Regions from separate parts of the Homo sapiens genome. Here regions 2, 3 and 4 are each linked to region 1. Evidence: read pairs that join two places in POLR2A ChIA-PET (ENCODE). Cell type or tissue: MCF 10A. All regions are shown on one strand. Links, peaks and the distances in the headings refer to the core of each region. The heading gives the core; the rest is flanking DNA.

The links. ChIA-PET counts read pairs that join two places held together with the same protein. Peaks named below come from ENCODE experiments on the same cell type or tissue, not always from the same donor. Only the 100,000 strongest peaks of a DNase experiment are listed, where the experiment ranks them.
Region 2: POLR2A ChIA-PET joins it to region 1 with 6 read pairs; 16 of 35 experiments call an interaction of 5 or more read pairs at or near these places.
Region 3: POLR2A ChIA-PET joins it to region 1 with 5 read pairs; 16 of 35 experiments call an interaction of 5 or more read pairs at or near these places.
Region 4: POLR2A ChIA-PET joins it to region 1 with 6 read pairs; 22 of 35 experiments call an interaction of 5 or more read pairs at or near these places.

The regions. Positions count from the first base shown.
Region 1 is chr17:64,146,222-64,154,203 of GRCh38, forward strand. It overlaps TEX2 (testis expressed 2), which reads right to left. Exons shown (of 12, transcript NM_001288732.2): 10 at 6,724-6,933; 11 at 4,620-4,740; 12 at 1,006-2,870. The coding sequence ends at 2,748. It overlaps SNHG25 (small nucleolar RNA host gene 25), which reads left to right. Exons shown (of 2, transcript NR_132278.1): 2 at 9-88. SNORA50C (small nucleolar RNA, H/ACA box 50C) reads left to right here and starts at 118; the gene lies at 118-250. RefSeq lists an enhancer at 1-177. In MCF 10A, for the core only: no CTCF peak of the experiment used is centred there; DNase peaks (open chromatin) are centred at 2,630 and 4,300.
Region 2 is chr17:64,236,045-64,244,026 of GRCh38, forward strand. The region is part of intron 1 of TEX2 (testis expressed 2); the gene reads right to left. Among named protein-coding and RNA genes, the nearest start is that of TEX2, 23 kb to the right of the region's middle. RefSeq lists a silencer at 4,201-4,410. In MCF 10A, for the core only: no CTCF peak of the experiment used is centred there; a DNase peak (open chromatin) is centred at 5,077.
Region 3 is chr17:64,244,199-64,252,180 of GRCh38, forward strand. All of the region lies in intron 1 of TEX2 (testis expressed 2), which reads right to left. Among named protein-coding and RNA genes, the nearest start is that of TEX2, 15 kb to the right of the region's middle. In MCF 10A, for the core only: no CTCF peak of the experiment used is centred there; no DNase peak of the experiment used is centred there.
Region 4 is chr17:64,222,495-64,230,476 of GRCh38, forward strand. The region is part of intron 1 of TEX2 (testis expressed 2); the gene reads right to left. Among named protein-coding and RNA genes, the nearest start is that of TEX2, 37 kb to the right of the region's middle. In MCF 10A, for the core only: no CTCF peak of the experiment used is centred there; no DNase peak of the experiment used is centred there.

The DNA of each region.
Region 1 (7,982 bases), core at 2,098-6,097:
TCTTGTAGCTCCCAGCCGAGGACGTCGGATGTCATCGTCCTTGCTGCTTTGCCACCCCATTCCCGTCAATAAAGTGGTTTGAACCCAACCCTGGTGTCGGTGTGTGTCGTTGGCGACGCGCTGTCTTTGAGCCCCCGCCGAGCTTCCTCGTGGCGCCGGGGGTCAATCTGCAGCGCTAGAGCATGTGCTTGCGCATAACTGGGGCCGCCTGGCCTCCCGCGGGCGGCCTTTTTAACCGCGAGCGACAAGAAGTAACCTGACTGTCCGGCTGCTAGGCTGGGCAATTTTCCAGCTGTTTTGCCACGACAGGCCTCAATCCGTAATACCAAGGCTGGAATGGCGTGTTAGGGGGGCGGTGGCTGACGGGGATACGCGGACTCTTGATGCGTAAGGAGTGCCCCTCTGCTCCCATACGTTCCCCAGCCCAGCCTTCCCTGAGTGTATCGCGCGCGCTGTGCCTTCGCCGTGAGTTCGACATAAGTCCCAGGCTGTCGCGTCTGCCATCAGACGCGCAGATTTAGTTGAAGGCAGCGTGGAATGGCGTCTGCAGGGCTGTTGTGTACTTGACATAAACAGATTCGGTGTGGAACTGCATTGAGTTAACTCCTGACTAAAGGGTAATCGACCTGTTTACAAATAACCATGCAGGAGTACTGACAAGCATGGGACTAAAGCTTTGGGCAGGTTAATCTGTCACTCCTAAACAGTTCAAAATTATAGGGCGGTTGTGAAGGTGAATTAGATTTTATATATGGTTGGGGACAACATAGACACCTAGTTACACAGTCCAGATTCAGTGATTGGTAAAAGATCTTCCACAAGGGCTCCAGTGAAAGGTGCATCAGTTCTGAGTACAGGGCAGCAATGGTGGGCAAGGATGCACGTATGCGTTCACTACATGGACATTCGATGAATGAAGGTGTCCCGAATTAACATTATACTAGACAATGAAGGGTGTAAACTGCAGCCCAGGAGCACCACTGCCCTACCCCCTCAGTTACGAACTTTCACTGGATTCTTTAAATGTGGGCTGAAGATAATGGCACATAGTTTGAAGGATGTAGTGAGGATGGCTTTGTAGCCTTAGGACTGGGCAGTGATCAACGCAGTAAATGAAAGCTGCGATTGCCAGGTGAGGGCCCCGGTGCTCTGTACTCATTTTATTGTGCCCCTATCTGAACAGGATTCCGTAGAAATGACTTAGATGCTTATCTAGTATTTGACATTGAGATATTTATTTTGTGAAACAATGCAAGCGATTTTAAATCCCCACATACTATTTGATTAAGTGCAACATGGTACAGTCATGTGTAATCTCTTTACACGATAGTGCATCTAGTCCTTAGCCTTTAGTTATTGCACAACAATTATAAAGACCAGTGACCAGGACACGTGGACTCTGACAGGCAGATCGGCCTACACAACGAAAAATCAGAACAGTACACCAACTGGAATGGTCAAACAATTTAAGTCAAATGTTTTAATGGTGCAATTAAAATAAGGGTTCAAACATGTTTTCAATATATTAATTTCTTTAAAGTCATGTTCAGGCAAGGTGCTGTTTAAAAAACCACTATTAGCTTTGTCCACACATGTAAGTTATCAAAAGTTACCCAAGGTAATTTTGACGTTGAATGCAGCTTTAAACAATAAAAAAATGGTATTAGGTTTACTTCTCGAAGCAAAGAGAGCCCCCAACCTTGTAAACTAAACATTCTGACACAAATGCACAAAATTAAGTTGGCAACATTAATTTTGAGATGTAGTGTGATGCTGAGCAAACTTTTGGTCTTGACTCTTGAAATAATTAAAGAGAGCAGTTCTCCGTTTTGGCCTTCAGGAAGGGAAATCTGCCCATGGAACTCTCCCAATCAGATTAACAAACTGTTTCGATTCCCATATAAACCTGGAGGACACAGGAAACGCCAGATGGAAAAACTGGCTCTGGCTTTCTAACCCCATCCCATCTGTATGAGAGGACCCATCCTGTCATGTGCAGTGTTTGATGTTTTCACATACGCTCCTGTCTCAGGAAAACATTCAAGATTAGCTAGCCCCCAGGTGGTTGTACCTCATTGGTGAAAGGCTTGGGATGGTTTGATCTCATGGCTTTGCCTGATGTTCACATAAATCCCACTGTCCTTACCCAAGCTGATAGCGTGTTGTGTGTGTACTATGGCTACTTGCTTCCCAAATGCACAATTTAATGTGGAAAATAAGTTGCTCTGCCCATCTCTTCTGTCACCGAAATGAAAAGGCTCACAGAATTCCTCTCCCCACCCTCCAGACACATTGCACACTGACATTCTCTGGAAGTGTGGAAGGCCGCATACAAAGTATAGAAGTGAAAAAGTCCACTGTGCACCGGCTGCCTGAAGAAAAGCTTTGGAGGAGTAGAGGAGGCAAGTTGTTCAGCTTTGCTCTTACTGTGCTCATTTGCTGCCACAAACATGGGTAGACTTTTAAAAGCCATGGTGTGGGTCACGTATAACTTCTGGATCCACCATGATTCTTCCATGGTCTCCTTTGCCAAATCAAAGCTTTGCAGCAGGCAATCCAGACAGTTGTCACTAGATGCAGGGAATGACACCTCACAGTGGAATGGGCACTGGCAGGCAGAGGGCAGAAGCAGTCCTTTAAGAAACAGTAGCTGTGGCACAGAGGCCAGTGCTACAGTACAGATGGCGGCCAAGAACCCCACACATCCAGCTCGATGTCACAATATGGGGAACATCTGACATCACCCATCATGGCTGATCAGCAGCCTCCACAGGTGGGTCTTTCAGGAGGCAGGAAGTAGAGCGAGGGTCCATGGCTGAGTGCATTATAGTGATATAAACATCATCCATGTTTGGCATGACAAAAACTTTCTGTAGGAAGATATTAAAGAACAGCTATGTGGAAGAATGCCTTGCCAGGCTGTCACCCTCCTTTGTTCTGATAATTTTAGGGCTTAGACTGATTTTTAAAAGTACATATAAAAACTTGCTATGCATTCCAAACTAATTCTCCCACCATACATACTTTAGAAAGAGTTGAGGAATCATACCAGCGCATGGATACGAGAATCCTCTAATATATCAGCTCGGAGGCAGAAGTGGCCTTTGATTTTGTATACATATAATAAGGTTGCCCATATGCACTGATATATATCCAACAATTTAAGAGAATTGGCTTAAGCTGTTCACAGTAGTTCCCAGTTACTATGTCTAGAACACATATTCCATGTGAATTATCCTTTTATTAATAAATCCTAGCGATAAAATGTAAGCTAATGGCCAGGTGCGATGGTTCACGCCTGTAATCCCAGTACTTTGGGAGGCCAAGGCAGGCAGATCATCTGAGGTCCAGAGTTCAAGACCAGCCTGGCCAACATGGTGAAACCCTGTCTCAACTAAAAATACCAAAAAATTAGGCCAGGCATGGTAGCTCACACCTGTAATCCCAGCACTTTGGGAGGCCGAGGTGGGCAGATCACGAGGTTAGGAGATCGAGACCATCCTGGCTAATACAGTGAAACCCCCATCTCTACTAAAAATACAAAAAATTAGCTGGGTGTGGTGGCGGGTGCCTGTAGTCCCAGCTACTCGGGAGGCTGAGGCATGAGAATGGTGTGAACCTGGGGGACGGAGTTTGCAGTGAGCCGAGATGGCGCCATTGCACTCCAGCCTGGGCGACACAGCAAGACTCTGTCTTAAAAAAAAAAAAAAAAAAAAGAAAGAAAAAGGGAAAAATAAAAGGCATGATGTTCTTTCCCCTCAGTAGGTTCAAAGTACTTTTCTATTTGGTGATGACATTAAGCTTTTTCAGAAATTGGTTATCAGTTATGTTTAATCTCTAGTTTTTAAATAAGAGGATTTTTTTAAGGCAGTAACTCAAAATATACCACTGCAAAAAGAATGTAGGTCTTCTTCAAAAGGTGAATTTCATTAAAAGTAAATAGTTTGCTAATCCATAAAACCCCGACAGACAACTGTGCTTCAAATATCTGATAAAAGTTTGATGGAAATAGCTCATCCTAGGGCCTCAGCTATACTGCTATTACCTTTGGTGGCCAAATGCAGAAAGAAAAGCTGAGAGAGTAAGCTCTGGCTTAATGAACTCCCAGACTACACTAGAAGCTACCCAGGGGAGGGAGAGGCCAGATTCATCTTTGGACTCCCAGGGCAGGTGGTACCTGGCACACAGAAGGGTTTCCAGGAATGTTTGTTGAACTGAACAAACTGAGCAAGGTGAACAGCACACAAGAACAGGGGGCAGCCTCCCTGCCCACAGGCCGGGTGCTAAGAGTTGGGCAAGGCCAGGCCTTGCATAAGAGAAAACAAAGCCTGACAGTCCTGGCAGGCTTGCTGGGAAAAGACATCATCATTTTGCTCTGACCCAAATCTTTTGGGTTTCCTCTGAAGATGACTTAGTAATGTTCTGTGGATAAGTTTCAGGGCTTTGATACTGTACCTGAAGTTTTATTCCCATATTTGATCAAATGTAATACTCTTCCGGGATGAAGGTCACCATCAGATTTTCAAAAGAGGATCCTGACCCAGCTGAAGTTCAGAACCTCGGCTAAACCCAGAGCTTCTATACTTGGTGTGAAATACTAGATAACACTAGAGGTTTACCTGAAACTCTTGCTCCAGTTTCTTCTCTATCCAGTCTGTCACATGAACTAAAGTCACTTCTCTCTCTCCAAGTTTTGGCCGAGCTTTCAGCTCCACATGTGGTGGCTTTCGGAAACCATACCTTTTTGAAGACAAGTAATAACCACATTTAGAAGCAAAGCAAGGAATGAGACAGGCACTGACAGCAAACAGTTCTCATTTACATGGGGCTTTATCACTACTTAAAATGTTATTTTCTTCTGAAAATGCCCTCTAAAAATATTCCACACACAAAGTATGAATTGTGAACCCCCTGTGTTCCCTGGATGGTGTTAGGGCTGTGGCGGATTTAGAACAGTTCTGACAAACTGAGAGAGCCAGGAAGCACCACTGGAAAAGTCCATGACCTGGGCATTGGTTTCTGTTTTTTTCTAAAATGGCAATAACCTTTTTTCTTTCAATTTTTATAAAAGTAGTATATGTACATTACAAAAACAAAACATACATACAAGCAGATAAAGCAGAGAGTGAAAGACACACTGCCTCTCTCTGAATGTCATCCCCAAGAGAGGACTATTGACAGAAGTAGGGTGAACTCCCCTTACATTCTCCTGTGCATATGTCGATCAATAAGGTTTGAAACCTGTTTTTTCATCCTACACCCCAACAATACGCTTTGTATGACTTCCCGAGGGAGCAGACTGGCAATCAGAACTGTTGGCAAAGTATCCAGACAAGACCCTGTATGCTATCAACTATCTAAAACCTTAAATCTGTCCTGGACCAGTGCTTTTGGAAATACAGTAAAAATGTCAAGTTGCCATAAATATTTCTAAACACTCTATACTTATCTTTATGGATCAATAACACATAGTTCAGCATTTGAGCATGCCTTGGGTAGCACTATCCTAGAGCCCTTTTATTTTATCTCCCCCTGAGCAGAGGCATTTAAAACTGATAAATCTAAAGAATTGGCAGTAAGGAGAAGAAATGTATCAATTTTAACTATTAAAATTTTTTTAAGGTTTGAAAGACCATACAATATATTAACAGTGGTTATTTCTGGATGGTGAGATTATGGGTTTTTATTTATTTATCTATTTTTCACCTTTTCCCAATCTTTCTCTTTTTTTTAACAATGAAAATATTACTTTAAAAAAGTATAAAAAGGCATTTTAAAGTTTTATTGGGAAATACCAGCATTATCGTTAAATGGTTAGTCAATTCAAAACCCCTCTTCTGATCATTCCTACAAATCCTTCTGAATACCGATGGTATGTACTAGCATGTTGGTTTTACTCTATGATAGAACAGAGCTATATTTTTGTTATGAGTGTAGTTTATGGTACAATGAGATCTCTTATGCAATCACTATTTACACTTATGCCCATTTTTATAGGACTTAGCATGTCAATTTTAAATTGAGATTCACAGGCAGTGATGCTGAACTCATCAGTAATTTATTTCAGTGACTCTCAACCCTGGCTTCATCACCCCCGACCCCTGAAATCCGGGGGGATGGGCCAGGCATAGCTATATTTTTAGCAAGTCCCCAGGTGATTTTAACATGCAGCTGGGGCTGAGAATCCAGTCCTCAGACACCAAATGCACATGCTCCTGACTCCTCAGCATTGAGGCCTAACTCAGGGAAGTCTCCCTAACTTCCCAGACTCTGTTGGATGTGTGATCCCCATCTTTAAAGTAGGGATAACAATGGCATCTACCTCAACAGGATGCTATGAGGACTAATCAGGTAATGCAATTACAACCAGGGCCAGGCAGAGAATAAAGGCGCTATCTACAAATGACAGCTGTTATTACTGGCAGAACAGTTGGCTTTACAGAGGAGGAAGACCAATAATAGAAACAGCTTATCTCATAAACTTCATGTATTGACTTTAACTTTTCCTACCATGTGAACATGAATTCTTGAATGTGAATTCACCACTCACAGAAGAAAGTACCATCAGATTTGCAACTAATATTAAGGTCCCATGAAAATTGTTTGGAAGTGCTTCTGCCCGGGAGAAGGTACTTTCCATAACCTCAAGGTTAAGCAGGCTGGGATTTCTGTGGCCATGCAATAGGAGGAATCACTTATTGTCCCTGAGGGCCCTCTACGCACCATACTCGGTCAGTCGGGGGTGGTGGAATGTTGACCGCCAAGGTTCCTCTACATTCTTGTACTTCAACAGTGAGCAGCAGGGGTGTGTTGGAGACTTCTTCGATCTTCTTTTTAATAAACTCTGTCTCTGTTGCTTTTTGGAAATATTTTGACTTGGTAATTTTATCAACAAACCTCATAATCTTACTTGTTCGATGACCTCCAACGTACCTTCAAATGTGGAACACAAAGGGCGGTTAGCACAAACTTTGCTCTTTTCACAGACAAAAACCTGTGGCTCTTCGTTCCCCTTACTTTAGAGCACCACTCGATGTTTTGGATGTGGTGATTCTGTGTTGGGGCGGGGGGCATCCTGTGCATTGCAGGGTGTTCAGCAGCATCCCTGGTCTCTACCTACCAGATGCCAATAGCACTCCCCCTAGTTATGACAATAAAAAATGTTGCCAGACATCGGCAAATGTCCTCTGGGGGGCCAAATCACCCCCAGTTGAGAACTACTACTTCAGAGAAGGTGTAAATGTCTGAAACAGTCCAAACCTTGACAATGGAGAGCTGGACAAAGTCCTCATGCAGAGGTTTCTCACCTGTCCTCCTTTATACTACTCCAATACCAGACAGAAATCCAATGACATATCAATCTCATAATCTCCATGCAGCAAGTAACAAATCATGCTGCATCAATAGGACATAAATCAGTAATTAATGGACTGTCTTTAGGTGGTGTCACATGGCTACCTTGAGTGGCAATTACTTTTCAAAGGGCTTGGAACTTCTTAAAGAAAAATGTAGCCTGGGCAACACAGTGAGACCCCCATCTCTACAAAAAACAAACAGAAAATTAGCCAGGAGTGGTGGTGTGCATCTGTAGTCCCAGCTACTCGGGAGGCTAAAATGGGAGGATCACTTGAGCCCAGGAGGTTGAGGCTGCATTGAGCTATGATCGTGCCACTGCACTCCAGGCCTGGGTGACAGAGCAAGATGCTGTCTCAAGAAAACAAACAAACAAACAAAATGCTACACCAAGTTGACGTGCTCACAGGCCAAGAAAATAAGCTGTTGTATCAGGTCACATGTACCATGAGACTCAGAAGAAAGGATATTTGCTTTTTAAAATCCCCCACAGTTCCAGAACATGAGGAAAAGTATGTGTTCAGGGAAAAGCAATCATTCTTAAGAGGGTCAAGCAGCTAGACTGTAAATAATACACACAAACTTTGGCACCAACTCCTCAAACATCTGAATTCTCATCTCCTGTAGGA
Region 2 (7,982 bases), core at 3,527-7,526, 91 kb after region 1:
CCCTATGTAAACTCCTCCTTGAAATAGCAATCTAAATAGCTTAAGGTACAGCCGGCTCTCCATACCCACAGGTTCCACATCCGCAGATTCAACCAACTACAGATCGAAAATATTCGGGGAAAAAAAAATACAACTAAAAAAAAATAAAAATTTTAAAAACAATACACAATATAACAGCTATTTACATAGTATTCACATCTTATTAGATATTACAGGTAATCTAGAGATTATTTAAAGTATATATGAGGGCTGGGCCCAGTGTAATCCCAGCACTTTGGGAGGCTAAGGCAGGAGGATCGCTTGAGCCCCAGGAATTTGAGACCAGCCTGAGCAACACGGTGAGACCCCGTCTCTACAAAAAGTTTTAAAAATTAGCTGGGTGTGATGGCTCACGCCTGTAGTCCCAGCTACCTGGAGGCTGAGTGGGGAGGATCACCTGAGCCCAGGTTGACACTGCACTCCAGCCTGAGCGACAGAGTAAGACCCTGTCTCAAAAAATTAATTAATTTAAAAATAAAGTATATGGGAGGATGTGCATAAGTTATATGCAAATATAACACCACTTTATACAAGCGACTTGAGCATTCTCTGATTTTGGTATCTATCAGGGATCCTAGAACTAATCTCCTATGGATACCGAGGGATGATTACACTACAATACAGGAATTAATTTAAGAATAACACCTAGTTAAAGATAAACTCTTATTTTTCCCTCAATTTATTATGCACACAAACATTTGGAGTTAGCTATAGATCTATGGCTCTCTTAATTTCACAATTTATTCACTGTTAAATGTCTGTTTGCATAAACATTTTAATGTAAGCCAAATCTTGACAGTTGGACACGTGGAATTTGAGCTCTGAGAGTGAAGGCAATGATTGAATATTCCGGACTTACTTGTTTCCTGTCTTATAATTTGCAAAGTGGTGCAGTACTCAGATTGACCTCAGGGAGCTTAGAGAGGGGTGAGGAGCGAGACAATCACATAATCAATGCAAGAACTAGGAAGTGATGTGAAGGGCACCAAGAGATCACAGTCAGCAGGGAAACCTGATCCGTTTTGAATATTAATCACAGAAGGGCCCCCTGAACAAGTGGGCATTGGGCTGACATCTCCAGGATGAGTCGAGCTGGCTAAGTGATGGCAGCGTGGGCATTCCAGAAACAAGAAGGGTAAGAGTAAGGGCCTGAGGCAGGCGCAGAGCCTCATGGGGGAATCTGAAGCAGCTTCTCGGGGGTGAGTATTATACACACAGTATGAGACAGGAGTGCGGCAGGGGCTGGGTCATGCAGTGCCTTGAAGGCCACATTGAGGATCTAGTTTTTTTCCTAAGGGAAAGGAGGAACAAGTGAAGGCTTATTGTATGTGGTCTGGAGACAGGTATGCAGGTGACCAGATGCGTATTTTGAAAAGCTTTTTCTGGCTGTAGTGTGGAAAATAAACTGGAAAGAGGCAAGAAAGGGTTCAGGAAGGTCAGTTAGACAATAACAACATTTTAAGTGAGAGACAATGGCAGCCCGGACTAGCGGGGTGGCTGTGGAGATGGGTGAAGGGATTTGAGATTAGGAGATGAAATGCATGGAACTTGATGGGTTGCATATGGGAGTAAGGAAGAAGGTGTTCTTAAGCCCTAGGTTTTGGGCTACAAGACTGCAAGGACAGGCTCCCATTCACCAAGTCTGGGAATTTGAGAAGGGCTGGGTTTCTGGGAACATGGTAGGTTCAGTTTGGGACATTTTATTCTGAGATACTTGGTGACCTCCCAGTGTGAGTATCAGAAAGGTGTTTAAAGTTCTGGTTCAGTAACTGATACTATTACATGTCCACCCAGATAGGAGACTAACAGTTCCTTACAAATAACCTACAACCAGCAGAAAAATAACCTGTTGAATGACGAAGTATTTTCATCACTGTTAAAAGTCACGAACTTCTAACAAAACTGCACAAGCAACATCTATAATAAAAACAATTTCAGCCAGGCGCGGTGGTTCATGCCTGTAATCCTGAGACTTTGGGAGGCCGAGGTGGGAGAATCACGATGTCAGGAGTTCGAGACCAGCCTGGCCAACATGGTGAAACCCCGTCTCTACTAAAAACACAAAAATTAGCTGGGCATGGTGGTGGGCGCCTATAATCCCAGCTACTCAGGAAGCTGAGGCAAGAGAATCGCTTGACCCTGGAGGTGGAGGTTGCAGTGAGCCGAGATTGTGCCATTGCACTCCAGCCTGGGCGACACTGTGAGACTCTGTCTCAAAATAAATAAATAAATAAAACTAAAATAAGACCATTTCAAAACTGTCTGTGTAAGTTCAATTTTTTAAAATATATCTTTCAAGAGAAAGTTAATTCCATCTACTATTCAAGATAAAAATTATTTAAATTTTGGCATTCTAATTTAAACCAATGTATTAGTCTGTTCTCATGCTGCTTTGAAGGAATACCCAAGACTTGGTAATTTATAAAGAAAAGAGGTTTAATTGACTCACAGTTTCACATGGCCGGGAGGCCTCGGGAAACTTACAATCACGGCAGGAGACACCTCTTCACAGGGTAACAGGAGAGAGAATGAGTGCCAAGCGAAGGGGGAAGCCCCTTATAAAACCATCAGCTCTTGTGAGAACTCACTCACTATCACAAGAACAGCATGAGGGTAACCACCCCCATGGTTCAATTACCTCCCACCAGGTCCCTCCCATGACATGTGGGGATTATGGGAACTACAATTCAAGATGAGATATGGGTGGGGACACAGCCAAACCATATCAACCAGGCAGCAAACAAGAAACTTCAAAATGGAGAAAGAAAAATAACTGTTCCTTAAAATGAGCAAAGCAGGGTCTTTGCATCACCTAAAAAGCTCACTGATAAGCACCAATTCACTAAAAGGTTTGAGATAACTGTAAAAAAAAGGAATTAGCTTTTATTGAAGATTTATGTCCCAGACACTTCAAGACACCCCTCATTTAATCTTCATGGCCCTATGAGGCAAGAATTATGCTTCCATTTTCTGAATAAGGAAACTGAGTCAGAGAAATTGAATAATTTGCCATGGCATAACTACTAATAAGGGCTGAAACAGAAATCAAACATGTCTAGACAACTCCTTTTACCAATGCCCAAGACAGGAAAGGGACGAAGCTGCCATTTCCTTGGTGCCAGTCTTCTGCCTTGGAGGTCAAATAATGGGATGTTTATTTCCAAGTTTTTTCTGTTATTACCTGCAATTAAGCAGTTATGTTCTTAGTCTTGAAATAACCTTAATTTTTAAAGAGCTGTCTTTGTCAATTCAATCCTCTCTGCTTCATCTTCTTAAAAGAGTTTTACCTAGACATATAATCATACCCCAAAGAGCTTTGTAAATTTAGTTATAACTGTTCGCAGAATTTAGATCAAAATGTAAACTGAAACCTGGAAAATACAAATGTTTGTTTTCTGTCAAATGCTTACTGCATGTTTCCAACCCAAATCCACTAAAACGATGAATAAACTAAGCTTAACTTACAAAAAAATTTTCAAAAGCAACTTATTTTCTTAAGGAAATAATGCTGGCCAGGCATGGCGGCTCACACCTGTAATCCCAGCACTTTGGGAGGCAGAGACAGGCAGATCACCTGAGGTCAGGAGTTCGAGACGAGGCTGGCCAATATGGTGAAACCCCGTCTCTACTAAAAATACAAAAATTAGCCAGGTGTGGTGGCAGGCACCTGTAATCCCTGCTACTCGAGAGGCTGAGGCAGAAGAATTGCTTGAACTTGGGAGGCAGAGGTTGCAGTGAGCCAAGATCATGCCACTGCACTCCAGCCTGGACAACAGAGTGAGACTCTGTCTCAAAAAAAAAAAAAAAAAAAAAAAAAAAAAGCAGAGAAGATAAGAGAAGAGAAATAATGTTATCTGGTAAGTTCCTTACCAGGCCACAAAAGGTTAACAACTTGAATTGTTAAATAAGGACTCTAGGTGTGCTAACAGGAAATATTACAAGTCCTTACAGATGGTAAGTATATGCACTGCCTAGAAATGCATAAATGAAATCATGATAAATGAGGGGGAAAATACAAACTAGTAAGTACACTGATTATACAATGTTTAAAAATGTAAATGAATGCCTGCTATGGTAGGGTCATATGAAGCTTAACTTTCCTCTATGATCTTTATATATACAGATGTATATAAGTATGTGTATATGCAGATGTGTGTGTGTGTGTGTGTGTGTGTGTGTGTAAAGCTCTTTGTTAATAAATGTTTAAAAGCCTATTCATCCTCCAGGAACCTAAGATAACAGCACTTGTCACTGCCCACCCACGGGCCAGCCCACGACACCCTGTCCTGGCTCAGACACTGGGCAAGGTGACTGAGGGGACACTGAAGAGGAAGAGGGTGGAGGTGGAGTTACGAAGAGGAGGGAGCAAGCAGGGCTGTCCTCAGGCAGGTCAGACAGGCGCCTGGTGCAGTAGAAAGAGTATATGCTTCCAACTCAGACTGACCCCTCTGAGCAGTCAAACTCTAGCTCTGCCCCTCACCAGCTGTGTGACCTCAGGCAAGTGACAGAAACTTTCTGAGCTTCAAAATGAGAAAAATAAAGTCTACCTCCTAGCATTTGCATGGGGAATGAAAGGAATTCTACAAAATTCCTGGCATAAGTGTCTGTCTCCTTGGATGGCTAGTCCCTCTTCTTCCTTGATCGGTTTAGAGTCAGTTGCCTGGTCGATGAAGGGGAAAGCAAGGCAAGAGTAACAATAGGGTATTGTGGGGATTAAAGGAAGATGTATGGCAATGGATCTGTCAACTGCAGCCCTGTACAAACACTGATTATTAATGTACTCTGGGACTCTGGAGTAATAGGAATAACTTCAGGGCTGAGCAGGTCACATGTGAAAAAATTTTTAAACAGCAGCAGCATCATTGGCAGTATTATACTGCTGCTTAAAAGACTTAGAATTTTGTGACTCAGTGCTTAAAATGACATTCAGAAGAAAAATAGCCTCAGGCCAACAGCCGCAATCCTTCACCCTGTGCCCAGGCTCCTGTGTCTGGGATTCAGGGCCATGCTGAAGCCAGCTGGCCTCCAGATGCAGTGACAAATCCAGGGAAAGCATTTGGGGTTGTCAGAGCTCATGGAGTGACTGCTGAGGGGTCGGTTCATGCGTCTGGAAGACAGTTGGGAACTACTGTCTAATGTCTGGCAGCTAGGTTCAGTGCTGAGCTCAGAAGCCGACCAGTGAGCAGGAAGATGCTCAGTTCTGCTTTGAACTGCGGCCAAGAGGCCAAGCGGTAATTTCATCTCTCCTCCAGTTCTTGCCGCAGGAAAACTGACAATAAGGAAAAAACAGATATGGCTGGGTCTCTCTCTCAAAAGGACACTGACACCAAAGTCCTAACTCCTCAAGAGGTCCTTCAAACAAATCTATCAAAATCTGTGAAAAGAAGCCTCACTGAATTCCAAGATCCCAAAGATAATTGTTACTCCTAAAATTTGTTGTAGTAAAAATAACAGCGGGTCTCAGCTCAAGTGTCACATTCTCAGAAAGACCTTCCTGACTACCTCATCCTAAAAGTGGGGCCTCCTCATCCCTTATTATCTTTCTAAAATTATTATTATTTTTTTTTAAAGGCAGGATCTCACTCTATCACCCAGGCTGGAGTGCACTCGTGCGATCATAGCTCACTGCAGCCTCGAACTCCTGGGCTCAAGCAATCCTCCTACTCAGCCTTCTGAGTAGCTAGGACTACAGGCACATGCCAGTACACCCAGCTAGTTTTTCAATGTTTTAAATAGAGACAGGGTCTCACTGTTGCCCAAACTGGTCTCAAACTCCTCGGCTCATGTAATCTTCCTGCCTCAGCCTCCCAAAGAGCTGGGATTACAGGAGTAAGCCACTGCACCTGGCTCTCTCTTTATTTTTGAGAACGGTACTGTCTGACATTGCCTACCTGTTACTTTTTGCCCCACAAGAAAAATATGCTGTATGTGGCAGAAAGTTAGGTTTATTCACTGCTGTATCCCAATGCTGGCACTGAAATATTTATTAGTTTAATGAATGAATGAAGGAACACTGCACATAATACCTAAGTAACCTATTTATGTCCTTTTTAGAAAATTCCATATAGTTCAGAAGAGGAATGTTTATAGTTGAGTATATTTTACAAGTTGAGCATCAGGTTTTAGCTTCCATAATGTAACATTACAGCACTGTTGCTATAAGAAAGTGAAATCTACCTTAAAACTCAGATGTCACTATTCAATGGTATCCTTTCCAGGAACAAAAGCCTTCCTGAGGACTATAACATGGTAATTCTCTCCTCCACGGAACCACTTTGTATAAGGTTGTTTCTGCTGGGAAAATACATTTCTTTTAGGACATGGAAAATCTAATCCAGTTGCTGTAACAAAGAAAAGGATCCTTCCAGAAAAGGGAGGAATTACTACTTCTGGGTGGTGGAAACTTGTCATATCTTGATCATACAAATAAAGGCTCCTCTGCAGGATGTGATCTACCAGGGGTTTGGAAGTAGAAATCAAAGGGCTGTTGCCACCAAGAGGACTGCAGTTTCAGACCTGTGGTGCCAGGGCCTGCCTCTGAACCAGAATCATCCTCCTCCCAGCCTGTGAGAAAGTACAGCAAAGGACTTAAAAGCAGGACACAAATCCAACATATGCAGTTTTCATAACGTACTTTGTTAAAAACATGTATTCTCAAATTGTGTTACACATAATACAGGCACGCAATGCCTCCTTCATAACTAATGTAAAAAACAATTTGGCCAGGTGCAGGGGCTCATACCTATGATCCCAACACGTTTGGAAGCCAAGGTGGGAGGATCACTTGCGGCCAGAGTTTGAGACTAGCCTGGGCAACATAACGAGATCCCATCTCTAAAAAAAAAAAATTTTTTTTTTTTTTTGAGATGGAGTCTTGCTCTGTCACCCAGGCTGGAGTGCAGTGGCACGATCTCAGCTGACTGCAACCTCTGCCCTCCAGGTTCAAGCGATTCTTCTGCCTCCGCCTCCCGAGTAGCTGGGACTACAGGCGCACACCACCACACCCGGCTAATTTTTGTATTTTTAGTAGAGACGGGATTTCACCATATTGGCCAGGCTGGTCTCGAACTGCTGACCTCGTGATCCGCCTGCCTCGGCCTCTCAAAGTGCTGGGATTACAGGCGTGAGCCACCACACCCGGCCAAAAATTTTTTTAAAGATAAAGCAATTTCTCTAAAAAATTAATTTCAGGCCATAAAAACCCACAAGGTCAAAGGTTAAACCCATCTTTTGACTCTCAGGGGAAAAAAGCATATGAATAACCAGGAAAATGAATACAGAGTTGGTACAGCTTTTTCAATAATAAAAATAATAAAACTGTTATTAGACAAAAATGTCTTCTTCAAAAAGACCCTTGGGGGAAACACTGGGCCTCAGCTCCTGATGTGAGTGGGGAGGTGCATCTTTTGGAAGCACTACTGTCAGGCTGTACAAGTCTCAAAATGAGGCCTGGCTGGCAGGTTCCAGCTCTGCTAATCTTACTGAGGAACAACCAACAAGGGACATTCCCAGCTGAACGCTTTAACACTCAAGGGAAAATGGTGTCTGTAACAGCAGCAAACTTTCTCTTCAAAACTTTGCATCTTATTTTAAATGAAGGGTTCTTAACACACACATGCATGCAAGTTTTGGTCTGTGTGTACATGTGCGGATTTCTGCGGAGAGAGTTCATAGTGTTCAGAGTCCTAAATGGTGACTATGTCCCAAAAGAAGTTAAAACACCACTTTTTTTTTTTTTTTTTTGAGATGGAGTCTCACTCTGCTGCCCAGGTTGGAGTGCAGTGGTGGGATCTCGGCTCACTACAACCTCCACCTCCCGGGTTCAAGCGATTCTCCTGCCTCAGCCTCCCAAGTAGCTGGGACTACAGGCATGCACCACCATGCTCAGCTAACTTTTGTATTTTCAGTAGAGACGGGGTTTCACTATGTTGGCCAGGTTGGTC
Region 3 (7,982 bases), core at 390-4,389, 96 kb after region 1:
TCAAGCTGGGAGCCACTTGGGGTCAAAAACCTTTTCCCAAGAAAAATCCTAGGAAGCCTGAGAACTAACACACAATCCTGATGTGGGTGTGGGCCTCTCGTATCTTTGGAATGCCTAACCCGCTGGACCTCACCGCTCAAACAGCCCCTGACGTCTAGACAGCAGGTCAGGAAGGTCTTCACTTAGGGTTTGGATTCTTGAATTTGCCTCGCACTCATGGATGTTGACATTGTCCAGAGCAGGCTTTGACATTTCATAAGTTACTATTTTTTCTCAGAAATGCATTATTTTCTCCAGCTTCCCAAGAAAGATCAAAATTAATGCTGAGTCTTTGATGCTTCAGTACATCACTCCAAATGCAGGGTACATCTCCACAGAAACTTTCCTCCCAGGCAAGCTTTTTTCTTCAACTAGGCATTTCTACATCAAAATGTAACCCTTTAGTCACTGTTCCCACTGTCCCCTGCCCCCTCAACAAACTGTATCGCAGCTATTTAAACATTTTTCAACATCCTGTAAGAATAACACGTACATTTCCCCCTCCTGTTTAAAAAAATTATTTTTTTCTCTTTGTTTTGACAAAATCCTGTTCTCTAGTTGCTTTTTCAAATATGGAAATTTAAGCATGATACAAATTACATGAACTCTCTACTCCCCCCAACCCTGGCTGCTGGACCTGTTGTGATCACATATCTGTTTCTACAAGCCACAGAAGAAAGTGACCTTGTTACTCTGAAAATCTCACTTTCATTCCAACTCTACCCCATTACCAATATTCTTTCATACATATGGCAATTTTGGGCCTTTCTTCAAAAATGTGACCAAAGGTACAATAAAATGAAAGGCTGAAAAATGACTGCTTTCTGCTTGCTCTCCTGAACTACAATCTTCTTCCATCATTTTTTTTCTAAACCAAAAGGTACCAGTCTATTTGGAAAATAATCAGTTTTATAAAAGGTACCCTTACACTATTATTTTTACAATGACTACATGTATGGCAGGAGAAATTACAATCTGCTGAGAAAATTGCAAAATAATTTCTAACTCTATTTGCTATAATTTGACAATTCTATCTTAAGAGTCTAGAAAATATACCATTGTGAAATGTCTCAAACCCATTATCCTAATTGAAATCTATTTAAATGGAATAGTTCCTTTGCAAGTCACATAAAAGCACATACAGAGCAGAGATCCTTCCTATTAAATCTAGAAATGCTATGCCTATAAAGTACATGACATCTAAGCAGTAAAGATTTTAGCCTCAAAATTCCTTAACCATTTGTCATCGTGTATGTGAACGCTCATCTAGAGACCTTCACCTGCTGCCATAGATACAAAATCGAGGATTGAACAATGCCCTTAAAAAGTAATAATAATAAAGTCAAGAAAAGCAGACATATTATGGTCATCTAGCTAGATTTCACTGCCCAGTTTTTATTCTCCACGTTTGTTTTCTTTTTAATACGATGAACCTTTTTCACTTTTCTGATCCTAAACCTTTGACTTTGGAATATACTGCATATTTTGGTGGTGTTCCATTAAAATGGGTCTGTGTCATAGGGATACGAACCAACTGGACAAGACGGAAGGGAGCCCCCAGCACAACAGAGAGCAAAGGAAAGCCCGCAGACAGCTGAGAGCTAAAGCCATTACTGCCTCTGTATTTAAAATCCACAGTGCTGACTCTTCATTAATTTTAGATGAAATTCCACAGTAGGTTTTCTGTAATTACCAACAGCTTGCATTACTTGCTCATGAGATGGCTCTATCAATAAAGAGATCCGGTTTCTTAAGCAGAGTCTCCCAGATCATACGCCCACCTTCATGTGAGGACGTGTGCTGCCAATGGTCTAAGAAGTCCTCAGAAGCAATATGGAAAGGAGACCTTTCTCCAACACCCTTTAAGAGCCAGATCCCTGACCTCCTCCTGAGCACTAGAGGCTGAAATTCAGAAAGGAAGAAGCTTAAATGGCCAAAGGCAGAAGATGACCATTCTTGACTCTAAATTTCTGCTAACAGGGATCTGCTGCAATCATGCATATTTGTCACCAGTGTTGTCCTTTTTTTGACAGAGTCTCGCTCTGTTGCCCAGGCTGGAGTGCAGTGGCATGATCTCAGCTCACTGCAACCTCTGCCTCCCAGGTTCCAGCAATTCTCCTGCCTCAGCCTCCTGAGTAGCTGTTATTACAGGTGTGCGCCACCACAGCTGGCTAATTTTTGCATTTTTTAGTAGAGACGGGGTTTCACCATATTGGCCAGTCTGGTATCAAACTCATGACCTCGTGATCTGCCCACCTTGGCCTCCCAAAGTGCTGGGATTACAGGCGTGACCCACCACGTCCAGCCTACCAGCATTGTCTTAAATATTGGGCTGCCCCCTAGAAGAATGGTCTTTCTGAAAGCAGCAACTTCTGTCTTTAAAAAAAGGTATATAAAACAATCATACTTTCATGAGCAGAGCCCACCATCACAGGACACACATGATGTTCATGAGGAAAGGAAGGAGTCAGTAACAGGCAACAGCAGATGTGTGTTCTAGAACAGCTGGAGGCTGCACGAGGAGAAGGCTGGACTTCTGGGCTAAAAGGGGTAAGCTGAGGCCCTAAGGCCTTCCAAGGAAGGGCAGGATCCACCTTCCAGAGTCACAGAGCTGGGAGGACCAGCCTCCTGGTGCTGTGTCTACGTGAGGGACCCCCTTTTCTTGCTGCAGATAAGAATCACCAGACCTAACAGAAAAGCCAATGACGGGGAACAGATTATTCAGGATACAGAAAAATAAAGAAGGCGGCAGCTGGGCGTGGTGGCTCATGCCTGTAATTCTGTAATCCCAGCACTTTGGGAGGCTGAGGTGGGCAGATCACCTGAGGTCAGGAGTTCGTGACCAGCCTGACCAACATGGTGAAACCCCATCTCTACTAAAATTACAAAAATTAGCTGGGCGTGGTGGCAGGTGCCAGCTACTTGGGAGGCTGAGGCAGGATAATCGCTTAAACCCAGGAGGTGGAGGTTGCAGTGAGCTGAGATCAGGCCATTGTACTCTAGCCTGGGTGACAGAGTGAGACTCTGTCTCAAAAAAAAAAAAGAAAAAGAAAAGAAAAGAAAGAAAGAAGAAGGCAGAGGAGGAAGAAGAGGAATAAAAGAGGCAAACCCAAGAAAAATAAAAAGATGCCCTGTGAAAATTCAGTAGGGTTCTGGTCAAAACAAATGGACTAAGAAAACTGAAGGAGAAAATATCCTGGCACAGGACACCTGGCTAGGATGACGTGTATCTCCAATTCTCTCCCTCAAAGGTCTTCTAGGATTTGAGGGGAGTGGGGCTAGCAGTGAGGAAAGAGAATGTCAGGGCTCCAGAGATGATCTGGTTTGAGCAGTGAGGAGGCGGCCAGGCTTGCGCACGGATGCCCCGCGCGGGGAGCCTGCAGTTCGCTCACCGGTGTTGTCTGTGCTCCAGGTTCTTCTACCGTGAATTGGTCTCTCCATTCTAAAAAGCTGGCTTTAGAGCTTTTTAGATGAGAGGTATGAGAGATTTAGACCTGAAGTTCCTCTTTAACCTTTCTCAGTTGCGGGCTTTTTGAAAGCCTGATGAACATCAAAGATCTCTCCCCACCACACAAATATACATACACAAATATCCTCAAGATTTTGCACTTGATTTTCAAGGAGACACAGATATTTCTCTTCCCCCTCCCCAAGATTAAAAAACCCAGATGTACAGAATTCATTACACTCTTTTGAATAGGAGGAGTAGGGTTTTAATCCACATTCCTTTGGATGGTGAGTGCATGGTCCTAGGGCATTTGGGCAAGACAGAGACAGCATGTGAAATCTCACTCCAGGAAGAAGACAGCCTTCTGGTGCCTCCCAAAGCTTTGCCAGCAATTTTACTCCTGGAACCAAGACTGTAGTGGGAAAACGGCTGGTTACTTTCTAGACAATAAATAACCAATCTATTGAAAAACAAACTATAACTGCAAAACATACCTAAGTGCTTTATGTTAGTGAGAGAAAGAATAAGAAATAATCAAAGAACAAGAGAGAAAGACAGAAAAGAAAAATTGGTACACTAATTTATAAGCTATTAATTTGGGAGAAAAGAATCTATTTTATAAGAATTTTCCATGCTTAATGCTACTTAAAGAGTTAAAATACTTGTTTAAGATTCTTCAAAGACCTTCCCTAAAAGGAAACACAAGATGGGTAAGGACCTCATTTTAAAGATTCACAGGAGGCTGACTCTCACCAGTGTCTGGACCTGCCCAGTGACAGTCCCCAAGCATAGCCACTGTTTTCTAAGCAGTGTCATCTGCTGAATGCTGAAGGGATCACTGGATAACCAGTCCATATTAAATAAATGCAGGTATAGCCTATTTTATAAGCCTTTTATCAGGCCTCAAAGAATTTGGCTTGAAATCATCCCAGTGATTAGACGAGGGTTCCCATGCCAGATGGTAGGCTTCCTGCTTGTCTGTCAGGGACCCTCCCTCCCTTAGCAGTAGCATCACACTTGAAAAGATGTCCCTGTGTACCCACATTGACAGAAATAAGAACTAAAGGGCTGGCCAGGCAGGGCTCACCCCTGTGATCCCAGCACTTTAGGAGGCCAAGGAGGGTGGATTGCTGGAGGTCAGGAGTTCGAGATGAGCCTGGCCAACATGGTGAAACCCCATCTCTACTAAAAATACAAAAATTTACCAGGCCTGGTGGTGCATGCCTGTAATCCCAGCTACTTAGGAGGCTGAGGAAGGAGGATCACTTGAACCCAGGAGGCGGAGGTTGCAGTGAGCCGAGATTACGCCACTGCACTTGAGACTGGGCAACAGAACAAGACTTTGTCTCAAAGAAAAAAAAAAAAAGGAAAAAACATAAAGGGCTGACCCCAGGTACCTGCCCCCATACCTACTGTTTACTGCTGTAAGAACAGGAAAGCAAAACCTCTCATTCCAACTTTAAATACTGACTTAAGCACTTGTATAAATGAGCTCCTAAAACAGAAAAACATCGTTCAAAAAAATTCCTTTTTTCCTTAGCTTGAATAAAGCACCCATCTCACTCAACGTTAACCAATCGACAGTACAGCCTGCTTTGTGCTTACTTAGCAGTGTGTAGGGTGAGAGGCTAGGACACTCCACTGGAGCACTGTGGGAAGGAGCTCAGGAGGAGCTGGAAGGCAGTTCTGAGAGGGAAAACGGAGGCTAATGGTTCAGTTCTGTGACAGATCCCACAAAATGGCTAAAATGCTTGCAGACCATAAGAAAGCTAAGTTTTAGAAATAGTGAAATTTGCAATTTCTGGAAGGCTTCTTTGGAGCTGTGGGTCAACAAATATACATATATTAAATTTGTTTTCAATTGTATTTTTTGAGATTAACACTTTGGCATTAAAAAATCATACAGACTTCTGGAAGGATCTCTTAACCATCCACCCCAGAAAATTCTGGGCCCTGCACTTGCTACACTTGCTGCCAAAACAACTCTATCATCTAACTGAAAAACTAAACTCAAGATGTGTTTTTTCTCTTCCCTAAGATTTTAGTACCTCCTGAAATAAAATTCACTTCAGGCTATTAGGCCTCCTCTGAACAATGATCACAGTCAGCCTTAAGACAAAAGCTAGGCTGACCAAATGAGTTTGGTTTCTGGCTCAGAGCATGATCAACAGCCATTTCTGCTGGGAGTTTTAGCCTTAAAAAAAAATTAATGTTCCTGCTTCACTATTAACCTACCCCATCAGGATCGAATACCACTCACCGTATCCCCACAGACATTAGCCTACCCTGGGAAATTAAAACAAAAGCAATTCCTTTCCCACGGGTTTTCAGCTACTGACTTATTTCCCATTTCGATCTTGCCCCTGAACTTAGCCAGGCAAAGAGGCTCAATTCCTGAGGGCAGCTCCTGCCAGGCTTCCTACAGCAGTTTCTGCTCCTAACTGTAGGTGAGGTGGATAGGAAACTGGGGTGGCCACATCAGATCAGCCACTGTCAGGGACTAACCGTCAAGCAGTCACTTCTAACACACATCCAGGCACTGAGGATACCAAGATGGCTCCTGCTCCAGGTTAAGTGGGAGCATTTCCATCATTTTTATCAAAGGAAACAATAATAGAAGGTAGGAAATGCTCAGCCGTTAGTGAGCAACTTTAGTGAGCAGGTGCCAGCCTGCCTGCCTGAACAAGAGTTCTGTGCTTACTTCCCAGCCCCAGTCACAAGCTCCCTTGCCCTCTGGATGGCTTTTCCTCATTTGTCATCATTAAGTCCAACACACACACTTCCCTCTACCTGCTCTCAGATGTAAAATTATCAGCAAGGTAGGGTTAGAGTTTACTGCATGGTCCACTTGTAATAGACTTCACCTTATACAAACATCTGCATGGTCTACTACACCTGCCGGAGGCCTACTTTAAAATCTGTCTATGGAAAATAACACTGTTGTCTCGGTCTGGCAGGCAGCATCCTACAACAACATAACTTGCTCCCCTCTCACTTTTTTATTTTTTTTATTTTTGACAGGGTCTCGCTCTGTTGCCTGGGCTAGAGTGCAGTGGCACCATCTTGGCTCACTGTAACCTCTGCCTCCCAAGCTCAAGCAATCCTCCCACCTCAGCCTCCTAAGTAGCAGAGACCACAGGTGCATGTCACCATGCCCAGCTAATTTTTGTTTTTGTTTTTTATTTTTGTAGAGACAGGGTTTCACCATGTTGCCCAGGCTGGTCTTGAACTCCTGAACTCAAGGGATCCACCTGCCTCAGCCTCCCAAAGTGCTGGATTACAGGTGTGAGCCACCAGGCCCAGATTTCCCCTTTCCATCATAAAAGGAAATGCTTTCCACCAGGTTTCCATGATCAGGGCACACAGAGTAAATTACTTACAGGATTTTCCTTTGGGGCTAGGTGCACCCCATAGTACTTTGCTCTAACTCCAATCCTAACAACCACCAGATGGTATTTGCCTGCCTGTGCTGTTAAGGTTTCCAGCACATGGGGAATGAGCTGTTCACACTCAGGCATGAGCTTACAGATACCAGAGCCCCTCCCTTAATGGTGTTCCCAATCAGCTTTGGTGCTGGTTTCCACTCGAGAGTTCCGAGGCACCACTTTGGTACCTAGAATGCTACTAAGTCACACAGGTCTCCTCATTATCCGATTCTGTGATTTTCCTGTAGGCTTTTCTCTAATTACTATACATTAATACAAATTTCTAATTAATATAAAGCTTAAAGCCTTCTTAACTTGCAGTCTCCCAGAAAACGCATCACTCTAGTCTTCACAAAACATCTTCTCTCTGGTTACCAGAGGTGCTGGTCTGGGGAACCAGTCCCTTCCTTCCAAAAGAACATTATCTCGGCATCAAGTCCTTCGATTTCCTATTCGTAACTTCAAAGTTCCCGGGGAAGACCCAGGTTTCTCCTTTTTCCTTTTGACATGTCAGGTGGACCTGATGAGCACTGGCAGGCTCCCCCACTCATCTGGAAGTAGCCCTCAGGAAGAGAGAGAAGGGGGAAGCCTCCCCATCTGCAGGGTCAGTTCTAAACACAACTGCCCAGCTTCTTTCCAACAGGGAATCCAGCAACAGCAGGAAGCCTCCCCTGCACAAGGTACAACCAGAATTCCCTCTTATTACTGCCTAGAGCCCTCTTTAGTGTCCACCAGGTAGTACCAGGGTCTACTCAGAAACACTTGGCAAACACCCCCGACAGGCAAAGTACTCTAGTTTGCTGATGGCAGTGAGGGAGGTCAGAGGGAGGAGAAAGGTGCAAATATGAGCAGGGCAGAATCCCTACCCTCTAGGAAGAGAGGAAGACTACTGCACCCCTGGCTGTGGGCTGTATATGGAATACTCCAACCTTAAGGTCTCAAAATGGAGCCTCATGTCAGTGTCTCCTGAGGCTGGGTGCAGAAAACCCATCCAGACAAGAGGATCAGCCTCAAATCCCATCCTTCCAACATGATGGGCAAATGCCTTTCAAGTCTGGGACAAGGGCATG
Region 4 (7,982 bases), core at 2,396-6,395, 77 kb after region 1:
CAACAGAGCGAGATTCCAACTCACAAAAAAAAAAAAAAAAAAGCAAAAATTGGAGGTCAAGATGGGAGGACTGCTTAAGGCTAGGAGTTTGAGACCAGCCTGGTCAACACAGGAGACCCATCACTATTTTAAAAAATAAACAAATAATATAAAATTTTAAAAGATTTCACTCTTCAAAACTACAAAGAAATAATACTCTGAACCACTTGTTATGCCAACTAAAACAATTCTATTCAAAAACTTCACATTGTTCTTTAGTGTTTACACTACAGTGTGGTTAAGTTATAAGATAATAGATGTAAATGTATTTATGCTCCCATACATTTGGGGTGGGGCAGGGGTGGGGTGGGGGAGGCTATTTGGAGCCAAATGCCCTCTAAACCTTAGCCTTGATCCGGTATGTTTCCAGAAAGCAGGATGTCTCAAACTCTTCTGCTGATGGGTCCTTCCTAAGGTCTTTGCCAGAATCCTCCTTTAAGGTTGCTATCCCTATGAAGAAGTTCATCTCTCCCATTAAGACTGAGAAAGCCTCTAATAAGGGCTTCTCTCTCCAGAATTTATGTAGGATTCTGTTCTATCTAGTTTACAAATTAGTAGCTGCCATCTAACTTGAACTCATAAAAAACAAAGGCCTCAAACTGGAGCCAACTGCGCTCTGTGTCAGTGGAGTCAGAGTGAGCGTATCAAACAGCAATGAGGTTTATTTGCTTTCTGTTCACCCAAAAAGGTCATCATCATCAATTAGGCCATGAAAAACCAATCAACAATAAATCAGGCTGTATAATAAAAAATGAAGAGCCATTTCAAGACTCAATATTAGCATTTATTAATTCCAAGATAATATTAACCTCACTGAATCTGGCTTTTTTTTTTTTTTTTTCACTTTTTTTCTTTGGTCTCATTTTCTACTAATAACTGCCCTTCCTAGCTCTGTCTTTCACAATCCTGGGGTTCTAGAATCAGAGCCATAAAAAGAGCAGATGGTTCGTTCCAGGCCACTCAATTATCACCAACACGTGTTTGTTCATAGCAAACACACTAGGCCAAATAGTAGTATAGCCATGAATATTATTTACTTCTAATTCATATACTAGATTAGAGGAAATACTGGAGGAAAGAATGAGAGACAGGGTAAGGCAGGGAGGGAAGAAAGCAAATTTCATTGAAAATGGAACCAGCCTCCAGGTACAGTGTACAGTGAGCACGGTAACAGAGCATCTTTTTTTTTTTTTTTTTTTGCGATGGAGTTTCACTCTTATTGCCCAGGCTGGAGAGCAATGGCACGATCTAGGCTCACTGCAACCTCCAGCTCCCAGGTTCAAGCGATTCTCCTGCTTCAGCCTCCTGAGTTGCTGGGATTACAAGTGCCTGCCACAACACCTGACTAATGTTTTTTATTTTTAGTAGAGACGGGGTTTTACCATGTTGGCCAGGAGGCCGAGGCAGGTAACACAGCATCTGAAGGGGCAAGCCTGGTGTCGAGTGTGCTTCCTTTCTCGGGACCATCCCTAATCCTTCAAGGTCATTATTCACATTCTTTGTCTTTGTAAAATTCAGCCTGTTAGGCATTTGCTACCTCTGAACAAGCTTGCATTTGGACATTTGATGTATGAGTACCATCTGCTAGCTTGGGTTATGTCAGTCAACAGTTTCAATCCAAAAGCTCCTGGCAGAGGAAAAGAAGGCAAGCTGCATTCTATTGCAGAGGATGTCTTAATACTTCTTACCTGTGCATTTTTTAATAGGAGTTGGTTTTGTAAAAAGGAGGGAAAAGGCTATAAGATTCTGTATTTTTCTGCCTTGATGCCACAGAGCAAAACAGTGAATCTGGTCAAAACCAACCACGGCAGGAAGGTCTGATTTAGCCTACAAATCTCAAGTACATCTTAAGAGCTATCCCTTGATTCATTTAAATTCAATGAAGCAGCTGAGAACTGCCAGCAGCCATTCTAATCTGTTAATACTCCACCTCACAAACAAAAATCAATATGACATTGTAGATAATGAACTAGCTCTAGCCTTAGTTTCATTTAAAGAAAAGAAAAAGACAAGACTCTATCTTCATCACTGGCAAGAAACTTGGAAATCCTTTCCCATTAGTTGTTAGGTTCCCAGGCCCCTACTCACCATCTCTTCCGACCCAGCAGGGTCCTGCACCACCACCAACACAGCACAGGGTTTAGACGAAGAAACTAGCAGGCCCACTCCCTTCCACCACCGCATAGACCTTTTACCTGCCATGAAGAAAGCCCACTCTGGGAAGAGTGCCACATCCCAGAGGAAAGGGGGGTTCGAAAGCATCAATACAATTAGAATTTTGCTTTATAGATTGCTAGATGGCTCAAATAACAAAATCAAATTCAATTCACAGTAACTCATTGAAAACCAGGTCATGCGTTCAGCACAACCATACAAGGCCTGTGGAGGTTTATAAAAAATAATAATGGGGGCATCTACAGGGGAAAACTCAAGGAGACAACACATAGACATCAGAAAATGACATCAATATGGGGTCACAGAAACCCTAGAATAAGTAATGATAACTCAGGACAGGTGTGTCCTAAACAGATGGTACTTATCAAGTAAAGAAGTCTGGGAATAACTTTTTTTTTTTTAAAGCAGAAAAGTCATCTATGTGTCTTAGAAGGAGGATATGCAGAGAAGAGAATATTGCAGGCTGGGCACAGTGGCTCAAGCCTGTAATTCCAACACTCTGAGAAGCCGAGGCGGGAGGAATGCTTGAGTCCAGGGGTTCGAGACCAGCCTGGACAATACAGCGAGACACTATCTCTATTTAAAAACAACAAAAAAAGAATATTGTGGATATGAAGCAACAGCACATGGAAGGGCATTGAGATGGGAACAAGGCAGCTACACAAGAGGGACGTTAACTGCTACCTGAAGCTGAGGGGTGGTGCTAGGGGTGAGGAAAGAATATTAATATTTGAGTTCAGGAGCAGGCAATCAATTGTTCCAAACCTCTAAATGTGCTTGAATTTATATTTAAATCTTAAAAAGAAAACCTTTCCATGTACTTTTCACCAATCATTCCTAAACCGTAGGCTCTTGAGAAATCTGAAAACCAGGAGTAAGCATTTTTCTTCAGAGGAATGAATGCCTGGAAGCCAAGAGAGTATGGTGCCGAAAGCCCAAGATATGAGAATAGTGTGTTGTGGCTGTGGTCACAAAACAACACATTTTTCTTTTCTTTTCTTTTTTTTTGTTTGTTTTTTGTTTTTTTGAGACAGAGTCTCGATCTGTCACCCAGGCTGGAGTGCAGTGGCAAGATTTCAGCTCACTCCAACCTCTACCTCCCGGGTTCAAGCCATTCTCTTGCCTCAGCCTCCCAAGTAGCTGGGATTACAGGTGTATGCCACCACAACCAGCTAATTTTTGTATTTTTAGTAGAAACAGAAATTCGCCATGTTGGCCAGGCTGGTCTTGAACTCCTGGCCTCAGGTGATCTGCCTGCCTTGGCTTCCCAAAGTGCTGGGATTACAGGCGGAAGCCACCATGCCTAGCCAAAACAACACATTTTCAAAAGCTGATGCTCATGGGGTAACATGTTAACAACAATGTACCTTTGGGAAAGGGTTTAAGATTCCATTTTTACTTTTGCATCCATTTTAAAGTTTGAAACTATGTCCAAATTAAAAACAAAAGCAGCATTCCTAACCACTGTTTGGCTTTGGGGATATCATGAGAGCTGCTCCCCTCCCGTCCCTATTGGTTCTACCAGTTGGGATTATCAAGCAGGGTTCCAGGCAGTAAGAGGAGAGAGCTGAAGTTGTACCATTCCTTAAATTCTCAAGCTTCATTTTGAAATAATGACAGATTCTCAGGAAGTTGCCAAAGTAGTACAGAGAGGTTCCATGTACTTTTCACCAATCATTTCTAAAATTTTAAAGGCAAATCTTGTAAGTCAGATAAATTCCAAGTGGTTAAGAAATCATGTTTTTAACTTTCATGCAATGTAAGAAAAATGCATTCCACCTGGCAGAGTAAAACTTCCCCTTAGAAGGACTTACAGTCTTTCTTAAGGTCTTTCTTTAATGGTCAAATTTAGGAAGGCATCTTCAATAGGTATCTCCCAAGTACATGAACAGGCACTTCACCCAAAAGTTCAAATGGCCAAGAAACAAATAAAAAACTCAACCTTACTAAAAATAATACAGAATTGGAAACAAACCGATGAAATAATTTCTCTCAATGATTAAAACATGTATGATGCTGGCAAGGGCACAATGAGACAAACCCTCTCTTGCACTAAGGCTGGAACATAATTAGCAAAAACTTTGCTGAAAACTGGTATTAGAAACTAGAAAATTAGTAAAAACTTTTCTGTAGTATAAAAGTAGTATAAAAAATAATAAAATATTTATAAAAAATAATGGGTGCATCCACAGGGAAAACTCAAGGAGACAACACATAGACATCAGAAAATGACATCAGGCTGGGCACGGGGGCTCACGCCTGTAATCCCAGCTCTTTGGGAGGTCGAGGCAGGCAGATCACAAGGTCAAGAGATCGAGACCATCTGGGCCAACATGGTGAAACCCCGCCTCTACTGAAAATACAAAAATTAGCTGGGCGTGGCGGTGCGCGCCTGTAGTCCCAGCTACTCGGGAGGGTGAGGCAGGAGAATTACTTGAACCCTGGAGGCGGAGGTTACAGTGAGCTGAGATCCTGCCACTGCACTCCAGCCTGGTGACAGAGTGAGACTCCGTATCAAAAAAAAAAAAAAAGAAAATGACATCAATATGGGGGCAAAAAATCCCTAGAATAAGTAATGAAAACTCAGGACAGGTATGTCCTAAACAGATGGTACTCATCAAGTAAGTACTCATCAAGCTGACACCAATGTACAAATGTCTGCACTGGGCAAAAAAAAGGAGAGGGTAGCATTAATTCTCATTTTCTCCATATAACAGGTTTAACAGTAATTGTTATTTGCTAATTTCAGGTATTTCCAAATACTTTTGTGATCTGGAAAAAAAATTATATGTAAACACATGTCAATCTTTTAAAAATTATTATAATCATTATCTTCAGAATATAAAATTGCCCTAGCCAATCCTCCGTGCCTTACCCACAAGAAAACTAAGGCAGAAAGACTCATTTTTATTAAATGAGGACACACTGTATGTATGTATGTAATCTGCTTTTATACTCAAGATTACACACTGAAGTAATCTATCATTAGCAAGGCCTTTAGTTTGAGTTCCACCAACTTGGTAGCAGTCTGGCCCTCTGGCAAATCATTTACCCTAACCAAGCCTAAGCTTCTTTTCATCTGTAAAATGGGAATGGCAACTGACTGTTCAGAAGATTAAACGAAACAACTTAAGCAAAGCACTGAGCATGATCCCTGGCACAGAGCAGCCCTCCCTAATTGTTTACTGTTCTTATAAGCATTTTCTCAAATCAAAGATTATTTCATGCATGATTTTTAATCGCTGTATAGGATGAATATTCCATAATGTAATTCAAGAATACCACTTGAATTTCTTATTACAAACAAGACTGCAATGCTGCACATGATGCTATAGATAAACCTTTGACTAGCTATAGATAAACCTTTGACTGCCCTCTGGTTATTTCCTTAGGAAATATTTCTAGAAGTGAAATGAGAGAGTTGAACCATATGTATACATCTTCACTTCAATAAAAAATATATAATTTCAAACTCATTGAAAAAAACTTCAAAAACAGATGTAGAGGAAAAGTGAAATTTTCTCCTCCTCCCTGCAAAATCAGCTTCATGGAAGACAATTTTTCCACGGACCAGAGGCAGCGGGGTATGGTTTCGGGATGATTCAAGTATACTGCATTTATTGTGCATTTCATTTCTATTGTTATTACATTGTATATAATGACACAATTCTACAACTCACAATAATGTAGAATCAGTGGAAGCCCTGAGCTTGTTTTCCTGCAACTAGACAGTCCTATCTGGGGGTGCTGGGAGACAGTGACAGATCATCAAGCATTAGATTCTCATAAGGAGGAGCAACCTAGATCCCTCGCATGCGCAGTTCACAGTAGGGTTTACACTCCTATGAGAATCTGTGCCGCTACTGATGTGACAGGAGGTGGAGCTCAGGCAGTCATGCGAGGGATGGAAAGGGGCTGTAAATACAGATGAAGCTTTGCTCACTCACCCACAGCTCACCTCCTGGTGTGCAGCCTGGTTCCTAGCAGGCCATGGACCGCTCCTGGTCTGTGGCCCGGGGATTGGGGACCCCTGGTTTAGAACGTATCTTTCCAGACCTTTCATAGGCATTTTGTGTGCATACAAAAGGTAGTGCGCACAAATAAAGTTGTTTTTGTTTTTACTTTTAAATGAGATCATATTATACAAATTGTTTTGCATTTGTTTTTTACTTACTATTTCTTGGACCACCTCCTATGGCCTATACCTATGGACTGACAGGTACACACACACACACACACACACACACACACACACACACACACCTTTTCTACACAGTAAGGTATGCCACTATTAACTTAATCATTTTTTTATTTGATAGAAATTTGCAGGGTTTCCTGTTTTCACCATTAGAAACAACGCTGCCTTTAAAAGCTGTGTTTCCATATAAATCTTGTGCAAAAAGAAAGTCTATCTGTAGGATGTATTTCTAGAGTGGAGTTGCTGGGTCAAATGAGGTACATATTTAAAATTCTGAAACTGTTTGCCAATTTGTCCAATTTACTCTCCTAATTAACATTGTATAAAATGTCCACCTTCAACCCTGGTCAAGACTGAATATTATTTTAAATTTCTGCCCATTCAGTGGGCAGGGAAAAGGTATCTCAATGCTTTGATAGTCACTTCATACTTTTCCCTCATTTGCTTCTCTTCTTCTGTTAACTGGTCGTTCATATTTCTTGCCCAAGGACTTTTGTTATTCACTTCTTTATCAAGGATAGTTAATACTTTGTCTATTGTATGTGTTCCAAATATTTCCTTCCATCTCTGACTTGCCTTTTAATTGTATGGGTTTTTTTTTTAATATACAAAGTTTTACATTTTGAGATGTTGAAGCTCTCTATCTTTTTCTTTATGGCTTCTGGATTTTTTTACAGCTTCCTGATGAAGCCTTCCCATTCCATCAGCATAAAAACATTCGTCTTTGAAATCTTTTTAGAAAACGCTGACAATAGTGTATATAACACACATAACACACATATTGCTCTGTTTCCTATACAAGGATCTAAATTTTAACTTTGGAAAAACTGACTGATATGGACAATCATTTCTCTATTTTCTAGCTATAATAAACTGTAAAGCATTGAATTTATTCCCTTCAAATCATATTAGGAAATTAGACAACCTAGCTTACATCTAGGTTGATCACTGGCCATTCAGCTTCTCAATGTGAGGAACGTATTTCAGATTAATTCTTCAAAAACTGAAAAAACTCTTTAAGAACTCAAAAAAATTAGCCGTTTCCCCCAGTCAGAAACCCTCCTTTTCACACAGGCATCAGCAGACTTAACCTTGATATAGGGCAGTAAATTTGCTAAGTGTAATCTTACATCAGAATGTTATTTATAGGTAAGGCATCTGAGGGCCAAAGAAGATAAATTTTTTTAAACCAGGTTTAAGATGTGTGCATGCATGTGTGCACATGTGTATGTGCATGTATGTGTGCACACATGTGTGTGTAGGGGAAAGAGTGGGACTGAGGGAAATAGGAATTGATGGGAGGAATATGAGAAGGCATGGTGGAAGGTTTCCCAGGGGCCCCGTGTGAGCTGGCCCATGGGGACCTGACAAGGTGCCCCGCCAAGACAAAATGGAGAGTACATTTTAAGTGGAGGACAAAGCAGAAGAAAAGGAATAGAGGCAAGAAACCCAGAGCCATGTTCACAACTGGCAAGGTTAGGAGATACTGGTTCCTGGCACAGGCATGGTCCTGACCTGGCCGGCTGGCCACCTCATGGTTCCCTGAGGAGAACCACTTGCCTATAGGCCC